3 separate regions of the Homo sapiens genome follow, and regions 1 and 3 are each linked to region 2. Evidence: chromatin contacts called from ENCODE Hi-C or POLR2A ChIA-PET data. All regions are on one chromosome and are shown on one strand. Each heading gives the region's core, a stretch centred on a gene start or an enhancer-like site at or near the end of the contact. The rest is flanking DNA. Distances are from core to core; before and after follow the strand shown. Region 1 holds the start of CELA2A (chymotrypsin like elastase 2A). Region 2 holds the start of DDI2 (DDI proteasomal shuttling factor 2). Region 3 holds the start of EFHD2 (EF-hand domain family member D2).

The links. Hi-C counts contacts between places; a loop is a spot of excess contacts on that map. ChIA-PET counts read pairs that join two places held with the same protein, here RNA polymerase II (POLR2A). Pooled maps may share reads with other maps.
Region 1: a loop to region 2 is called in a pooled map, with 5 times the contacts of the local background. The contact joins the promoter of CELA2A here to the promoter of DDI2 in region 2. A Hi-C loop is called at or near these places in 2 of 50 pooled maps. POLR2A ChIA-PET finds 5 or more read pairs at or near these places in 3 of 52 experiments (AG04450, Caco-2 and OCI-LY7).
Region 3: a map of naive thymus-derived CD4-positive, alpha-beta T cell shows a loop between it and region 2 (19-fold over the local background). The contact joins the promoter of EFHD2 here to the promoter of DDI2 in region 2. A Hi-C loop is called at or near these places in 1 of 168 maps with a recorded cell type or tissue (naive thymus-derived CD4-positive, alpha-beta T cell), 14 of 37 single-sample maps with no recorded cell type and 14 of 50 pooled maps. POLR2A ChIA-PET finds 5 or more read pairs at or near these places in 2 of 52 experiments (activated B cell and activated CD4-positive, alpha-beta T cell).

What each region holds. Positions count from the first base shown.
Region 1 is chr1:15,455,385-15,458,084 of GRCh38, forward strand. CELA2A (chymotrypsin like elastase 2A) reads left to right here and starts at 1,348. Exons shown (of 8, transcript NM_033440.3): 1 at 1,348-1,409; 2 at 1,702-1,790. The coding sequence starts at 1,370.
Region 2 is chr1:15,616,055-15,618,754 of GRCh38, forward strand. DDI2 (DDI proteasomal shuttling factor 2) reads left to right here and starts at 1,404. Exons shown (of 10, transcript NM_032341.5): 1 at 1,404-1,754. The coding sequence starts at 1,617. RefSeq lists a silencer at 1,158-1,727.
Region 3 is chr1:15,408,628-15,411,327 of GRCh38, forward strand. EFHD2 (EF-hand domain family member D2) reads left to right here and starts at 1,261. Exons shown (of 4, transcript NM_024329.6): 1 at 1,261-1,652. The coding sequence starts at 1,345. The region is part of intron 1 of EFHD2-AS1 (EFHD2 antisense RNA 1); the gene reads right to left. RefSeq lists a silencer at 909-1,508 and an enhancer at 1,021-1,883.

The DNA of each region.
Region 1 (2,700 bases), core at 98-2,597, 160 kb before region 2:
TTTTAGTAGAGACGGGGTTTCACCATGTTGGCCAGGCTGGTCTTGAACTCCTGGCCTCAGGTGGTCTGCCCGCATCAGCCTCCCAAAGTTCTGGGATTATAGGAGTGAGCCACCGTGCCCGGCCGTAAAGTGCATTTTCATCCACCAGATGAAGCCCTCCTCTGCCAGCGTTCTGCTTCCCCCCATCATTAGAGTGGCCAGATCCTAATTGTGCATGTCGGCCTTGCCTTCTGCTACATGTGCACCTTCCCCGCATTATGCAAATTCTGCTACATGTGCACCTTCCCCACATTATACAAATCCTTACCACAATGTTGTGAAACAATACTGGGCATGGGTTTCTCTCCCTGTTTCACAGATGGGTCTAGAGACTTACATGACTCAGCCAAGGTCACATTGCAACCCCTGGTATGGCCTAGAACAGGCTTTCTCAGTCTCAGCACCATTGACATTTGGGGCAGGGCGAGTCCTATTGCCCAGTGCATTGTCGGGTGTTTAGCAGCGTCTCTGCTCTCTGCTCCCTGCCCACTGGATGCCAATTTACATCAACCCCAGCCATGACAACCAAAATTCTCTCCAGATGTTGTCAAACGTCTCCTGGTGGGCTGAACCAGCCCCATTGAGAAATACTGCCTTAGAATGCTGTGGGCTCAGCATGCCACCTTAATCTTTTCATTGAAAACACAACTCCTGGCCGGGCATGGTGGCTCAGCCTGTAATCCTAGCACTTTGGGAGGCCGAGGCGAGCAGATCACTTGAGGCCAGGAGTTCGACACCAGCCTGGCCAACATGATGAGACCCCCCGTCTCTACTAAAAATACAAAAATTAGCCAGCAATGGTGGCACACACCTGTAATCCCAACTACTAGGGAGGCTGAAGCAGGGGAATTGCTTGAACCCAGGAGGCAGAGGTTGCAGTGAGCTGAGATCACGCCACTTCATTCCAGCCTGGGTGACAGAGCAAGACTCCATCTCAGAAAGAAAAAAGAAAGAAAGAAAGAAAGAAAACACAACTCCTCTCCTCAGTCTTACCCAGGGAGGGGAACAAAAACAAACAAACAAAAAAAAAAACAACTCCGAGCACCAACAATTAGTATTTTTCTTCCTTCCCTAACACACAACATAATCTCTTCAAAACAGATGGAACCCATATTCCAATATCTACCTTTGGCATCTTTTTCAAAGTATTTCTAGGGTGACATTTGGGAGGAAATGGGAAAAAAAAAATATTTGGACACAGCTCTTTTTTCCACTGGGCTTTGAGAAAACCCCATCTTGCGTGCTCTTACTGTATCTCTCACTGATAAGTCCGCTCATAAAACCAGGGCCTTATCCAGGGCCACGCTTACAGAACTCCCACGGACACACCATGATAAGGACGCTGCTGCTGTCCACTTTGGTGGCTGGAGGTAAGTCCTGTTACCCAGAGGCACTGGTTTCCCATGCCCTGGTGGGGCTGGAAATGGGATCTTCCTGTCCTCCCCTCTCGCCCCCACCCAACCCCTACTGCATTCAGACCTATAATCATAAGAACATTGGAATGGAGTTTCAAAGAATTGGAGCAAAGAGCAGGATTCTATGACCTCTTGGGATCCTTCTAGAACAAGGGTTTTCTATTTGGGGGGTCAGAATGCGCAGCAAGTGTAGTTTACATTGTGTGGGTCGCTGCTTCCTGACTCAAGACCCTTTCTCTTTTCACAGCCCTCAGTTGTGGGGACCCCACTTACCCACCTTATGTGACTAGGGTGGTTGGCGGTGAAGAAGCGAGGCCCAACAGCTGGCCCTGGCAGGTGAGTTGACCACACTGTACTTCTCCCCGTCCCTGCCCCACTCCCTTTACATCTCCCCTTTGCCCTTCCACCATGGCGTCTATTGTGCTGGCAAAGTGAGTATTGATGGGACTCAGAGAGCAGCACAGGCAACTTTAGCAATAAGATATATTTCCGGCTGGGCGCAGTGGCTCATGCCTGTTATCCCAGCACTGTGGGAGGCTGTGGTGGGCAGATCACCTGAAGTCAGGAGTTTGAGACCAGCCTGGCCAACATGGTGAAACCTGCCTCTACTAATAATACACAAGTAGCCAGGTGTGGTGGCACACGCCTGTAATCCCAGCAACTGGGGAGGCTTAGGCAGGAGGATCGCTTGAACCCAGGAGGCAGAGGTTGCAGTGAGCTGAAATTGCACCACTGTACTCCAGCCTGGGCAACAAAGCAAGACTCTGTCTCAAAAAAAAAAAAAAAGATACATTTCTGTGGCCTTGGCCAACCTTGGGAGTGGAGGGAGAGGTGCCTCCTCCAGCTGCAGTAAGGAGCTGTCCCCTCCCCACTGCCCATAGGCAGCAAATATAGTATTACTCTATTAACCAATCAGAGGCTTGTTTACAAATGTACCATCAGTCTAGGAACCATTCAAGACTACCTATGCAAACATTCCTTGCTTTAAGGAACCAATCAGTGCTATTTGCGCAGATTAATCTTTAACCACAGGCAAATCAATGTTACCAATGAAAAAAATGTTTTCTTAAGTTGATATAATCATAGTGGTATCAAGACTAAACTGCCAAGTGGGGCACAGGTGTAAATTACTCAGACGTGTTAATGGTGGGGATTTTAAGAGAAATGTGTAAAGTTTACATTGACATAAACAAATATAGTGAAATCTCATTTATCTGATGTAATTGGGACCGAGTAATTGAAAAGT
Region 2 (2,700 bases), core at 154-2,653:
CTAGGGGATATAAGCATTCTCACTCCCCTGTGCCTCTACTTTCTCTTTTTTTTTTTTTTTTTTGAGACAGAGTCTCGCTCTGTCTCCCAGGCTAGAGTGCAGTGACCTGATCTCGGCTCACTACAACCTCCGCCTCCCGCGTTCAAGTGACCCTCCTGCCTCAGCCTCCCGAGTAGCTGGGACTATAGGTGTCCGCCACCATGCCCGGCTAATTTTTGTATTTTTAGTAGAGACGGGGTTTCACCATATTGGCCAAGCTGGTCTCGAACTCCTGACCTTGTGATCCGCCCGCCTTGGCCTCCCAAAGTGCTGGGATTACAGGCGTGAGCCACCGCGCCCAGCTCCTCTAATTTCTCTTTGTAAAAGCCTTCAGCTGCTAATTCTCCCTTTCCTGCCACCAACAGCCTACTTACTACCTACTTACCTGCACCCACAGCCATCTTATTTGCTCCTTCTCTCCTGTTAAAATGGAAAAGGGCTCCCTACCATGGAGGGGGAGTGGGAGTAAATGGAAAGATGCTAATCTGGCATCCATTACAAGTTCATCTTTCAGTTTTGGTTTTCTTACTCATCCGCACCTTAGTTCTGGGCCTCTACCACTCATCAGCTGTGTGCCTTAAAAACAGGCCATTAAAGTAGCAAATATTTATTGAGTAGATTCTAAGCTGTGCCCAAAAAGGCACTGCGCTAGGTGGTAGGAGTTGCTAGGGCTAGGAAACAGACACAGTCCAAGTAGAGAGAAAATTATTTACAAGACAGGGGAATGGAGCCTTGGAGGAACTGACCTATGTGGCTGGGAGGGCAGAGAATGTGGGAAGAGCTCGGAAGAAGGGGCTGGGGAGGTAGGCGTGGGCCACAGCCAACTGGCTTCTGTAGACTAGGGAGGGTAATGATTTTGGTTTCAATCCTAAATCACTAAGACAGGAAGTGAATTACTCTGTCGGAGCCTCAATTTCTACCTCGAAAAATATGTTTTATTACTAACTCCTGTACTAGATTGAGAGTTACGGAGAAGGATTTATCCTTTTATTCATTTCTGCATCGCCAGCGCCCGACACATGGTAGGCGCTTAATCAATGCCTGTTCGGTGAATAAATAAGACCGGGGACTCCTCCACAGACTTCTGTCATTAAGTCAACCAGTCAGCAGAGATTTCCTTCTCCGCGTTCCTTTCCTTCCCTCCCCTTTTCTTGCCCTTCCTCCCTCTCCTCTTCCACGCCCCCTTCCCACTCCTCCCCCTCCTATCCTCTCCTGGCTTCCTCCTCCTCTTCCCGGCCCCGCCCCCCGCTGCGTTGCGAAGGCGGGGAAGGCGAGGCGGGCTTTACGGCAGCCGCGTTGCGGCGGGGCGGGGCGCCGGGCGGCCGGCGCGCTTGGCGGCAGCCGTGGGAGGCAGGCCGGCAGGCAGACGGACTCGCAGGCGTGTGGCGGCGGCCGTGCTTGCTAGTGAGGGCGGGAGGGAGTGACTCACTGAGCGTGTGTGAGGGAGGGAGCGAGCGAGCGAACGAGCAGCCGGCGCCGTCCTCCCGCAGCACCAGCCAGGCCACGCCGCCGCCTCTTCCCCTGCGCCCCGCGCCCAGGCCGGGCCGAGCCGAGCCGAGCCGGGTCGGGCCCGGGCCATGCTGCTCACCGTGTACTGTGTGCGGAGGGACCTCTCCGAGGTGACCTTTTCCCTCCAGGTCGACGCCGACTTCGAGCTGCACAACTTCCGCGCGCTGTGCGAGCTCGAGTCTGGCATCCCCGCAGCCGAGAGCCAGGTACGCCGGGCAGCGAGCCGGGCCTGCCCCGGAGCTAAGCCCTCCCCGCCTCGGGGCCTCACTCCCTCCCTTTGCTACTGGTGAAGAATTGGGGGCTGGGGGGAGCAAGGATAGCCATTCTCAGGTCACCCCCGCATCCGGAAAGGAGCTGGGGAGCTGGCATCAGTAGCTGCCCTCACACACTCCGAGCATGGGGTGGGGTACGAGGAGAGGGAGCGGAGAACCTGACCGCAGACGCACCCACTGCAGCGTGAGGGGCGCGTGGACTGTTGAGCAGCGCTAACCCTCCCCACCTTTGGCTCTTTGGCCCTTCCCTGTTTCTAATCCCGAGTGTAGGATATCGTTGTGGACCTCAGAAGCAGCCCTGGGTTTGCTAGGATTCATACATCCTGCAAACCAGAAATACCAGTTTGGATCACTGTGGTAGATAGATGTTCCTCTGCTTTTTTTTTTTTTTTTTTCTGGAGAGGGTTTCTGCTTAAATATACGCAGTTTACCTTTAAATGCACAGATTTGCACTTCCGGTGAAAGAAAAAGTTTAAGACTTGCACTACCTCATTTTGGGGTCTTTGGAAATGCTCTTTACCCACCACATGCGTTTCTGGTTAAATTCTTTTGAAAAACAGTACCTATTGGTTCAACTCAAGCTGTTTGTTTGTTTCGGTTCTACCCTGGTAGTAAGCCAGAAGGCCCTTTTTCTTTCAGGTCACAGTTCAGAGTTTGGGTCAGTTCAAAGCTCAATGCTTTAAAAGGATATTTGCTTGGAAACGGCCTAGTATCAGTGCTGTTTGGTGGTTTCATTTCCCTACTCAGCTTGCTGGAAAGAAGTTCAGCCTCTCATATTTTAACTAAGCAAAGTAATTCTCAAAATGCTTTGGGGCTGCCCCTAGTCTTTATCAAACAGAATCGGTGACACTAACGCTGTAAACTTTACACTAAAACACTT
Region 3 (2,700 bases), core at 11-2,510, 210 kb before region 2:
TCTTAAACACAGCAAATTGACAAATATCAACTGAGTGTCTGTTCTGTGCAAATCACTCTGTAACAGCTTGCTGGCTTTACATTCTCGAGGGCTCCCTGCCTCCAGAGCACCCTGGTTTTCGGCCCTGCACGCATCTTTTCTCTGCACCTTGGCTGGTTGGAGCAGTTTCAGTAGACAGGTCCTGATTGACCCAACATTTCAGAGAACATGCACAGAGCATAGTCCTCCTTCTAAATCAGGGATTCTCAAATTTCAGTGAGCAGAACTCCCCTGGGTGCTTGTTTACACGTAGATTCCTGGGTCCCACCCCAGAGATCAGTTTCGTCTGTCCAAATTGGAGCCTGAAAATCTGTATTATTAACCTAGGCCCCAGTGGTTCTGATGCTGGAGGTCCAGAGTTGTGCAGTTGTAAGGTGACAGCCCAGACCACAGAGATACTTATCTGAACTCTTTCCCCAGTCCTGTCCAGGAGCCGTTGGGGAGGACATCTCTCCTCTGGGGACCCCATCAAAATGGCGACATCATGATCTCCCTGTCAGTTTCCCTAAAGTACAGTCACAGGCGACAACACTGGCCCAGCAGCTATTGTGCCAAGTCATCCGTGTGATGGTGCGGGGCCTCGGGAGAGAGGACCACCAGCCCCTTCCCCTGTCCCTCACCCGCTGTCTCCAGGGGCCCTTTCAGGGGTGAAACCCAGTCCCATCTCCCTCGCAGCTGCTAGTCTGTCCTCTTCCAAGAGGCCATCGGCGCCCGCCACGGTTCACCCTAAACAGGGGTTTCTGCTCCCCAGGTCCGCCTCGGAACCCCTGCAACCCTCATTGAGAACGCCAGTGTTTAACAGCGAGTCGTTTCCATAGCAACCGACAGGGTGTCACAGACACAGGATTATGACTTCACGGCGTGGGGATTCCGGAGAAGGGGGTGGGGCGGCGCCCCCCCTCGCTTCCCCGCCCCCCGGCAAGCCCCGCTCCTCACCCAAGCCGCGGGGGAGGAGCCCTCTTCTTTCCCGCCCGGCCCCGGCCCCCAGCAGGACCCCTCCCGCTCAGCTGCTACAGTGGGCACGAAGAGGGGCATGGCTTTCGGCCGCGCTCCCCAGCCTCGCGGGGGGCAGACGACGGCGGGCGGGGCGCGCAGAGTACACTCGACCCCCGGCGGCCGGGAGCGATCACGCGCACGCCGCGCGGGCCCGGGGGCGGGGGCGGGGCGCGCGGTCCCCGCCAGGGCCCAAGTCCCACCTTCGGGGGCGGTGCCTGGCCCGGGGAGTGTCAGGAAGAGGAAGAGCGCGGCCGGCGGCGCTGCGCTGAGAGCAGGGGCCCGGCCAAGGCGAGTGCCGCGCGGGCCACCATGGCCACGGACGAGCTGGCCACCAAGCTGAGCCGGCGGCTGCAGATGGAGGGCGAGGGCGGCGGCGAGACCCCGGAGCAGCCCGGGCTGAACGGGGCAGCGGCGGCGGCGGCGGGGGCACCCGACGAGGCGGCCGAGGCGCTGGGCAGCGCGGACTGCGAGCTGAGCGCCAAGCTGCTGCGGCGCGCAGACCTCAACCAGGGCATCGGCGAGCCCCAGTCGCCCAGCCGCCGCGTCTTCAACCCCTACACCGAGTTCAAGGAGTTCTCCAGGAAGCAGATCAAGGACATGGAGAAGATGTTCAAGCAGTAAGTGCCCGCGCGACCCGGCCCCCCGCCCGCCCCGCGACCCGGTCTCGGGCCCCGAACCCCCCGATCCCCGGATCCCGCTCCGCCCCGGGAGCCTGCCGTCAGCCAAGCTTCCCCGAACCCAGACGCACCGGGGTTGGGGACCCGGCGGCCCCTTCCAGATCGAGACCCGGCATCTCACCGCGCACGTTAGTCTGGGGGACCCCCGGCCCCTGGCACGCGGCGGAGACTCGTATTTGTGCTGCCTCCGGTACACCATAGACGCGTCCACAGAGTGGGGGACCCCAGGCTTCCTTCCAGATAATCGCCAGGCCCCGCGAGCCCCACCCCCACCACCACACGTGTGGGTCCCGGGCCCTCCGCGCTGTTAGTGGGGCTTCTCCACCACCCCACACCGCACACACCGAGGCTGAGGACCCAGCGGCCTTCCTTCCCCGATCCCAGCTACTCGCGTTCCCCACCCCCACCCCAACACACGCTGGCCAAAGATACCCACCCCAGTGCCCCTCGACACCACATGCCAACCACATTCCCTCCCTTAAGGTCTTTTCGTTTCCTCTGCGATCTCAGGTCTCCCTCAAGGTGGGTTCTGGGCAGGGATCCCCCCAACTTCCTCTCCAGTTACTTAGCGTCTACCAGCAAACTGGGGGCAAAGACTTGCCCTTTCCATCCCCACCCACTCATTAGCCAGGACCCAAATCCTTCACTCACAAGTGGTCTCCTTAGGAAGGGACCCCTCGGCCCCTGTTGCCCCTCTGGTGTAAACCTCACTCCAGTCGTCCCTGTGGGCCGAGTCCCCTCCGGGTTTGGAAGGCCTCCCTCCCGCTCCTGCCCGCCCCACCCCCGTGCACCCAGCAGCTTGCAGTCACCGCTCCCCTGCTTCTGTCGCAAGGCCCCCCATCTCTCCTCCCCACTCCGTATATCCCCTTCCCTCCCCACAGGGACCCCCCATGTCCCACACCCACCCTGGTCAAAAGGGGCCCCTTCCTATGTGACTTGCCCTGTTACCCCCACCCCTACCCTTTATTCCATCAGATCCACACTGTGT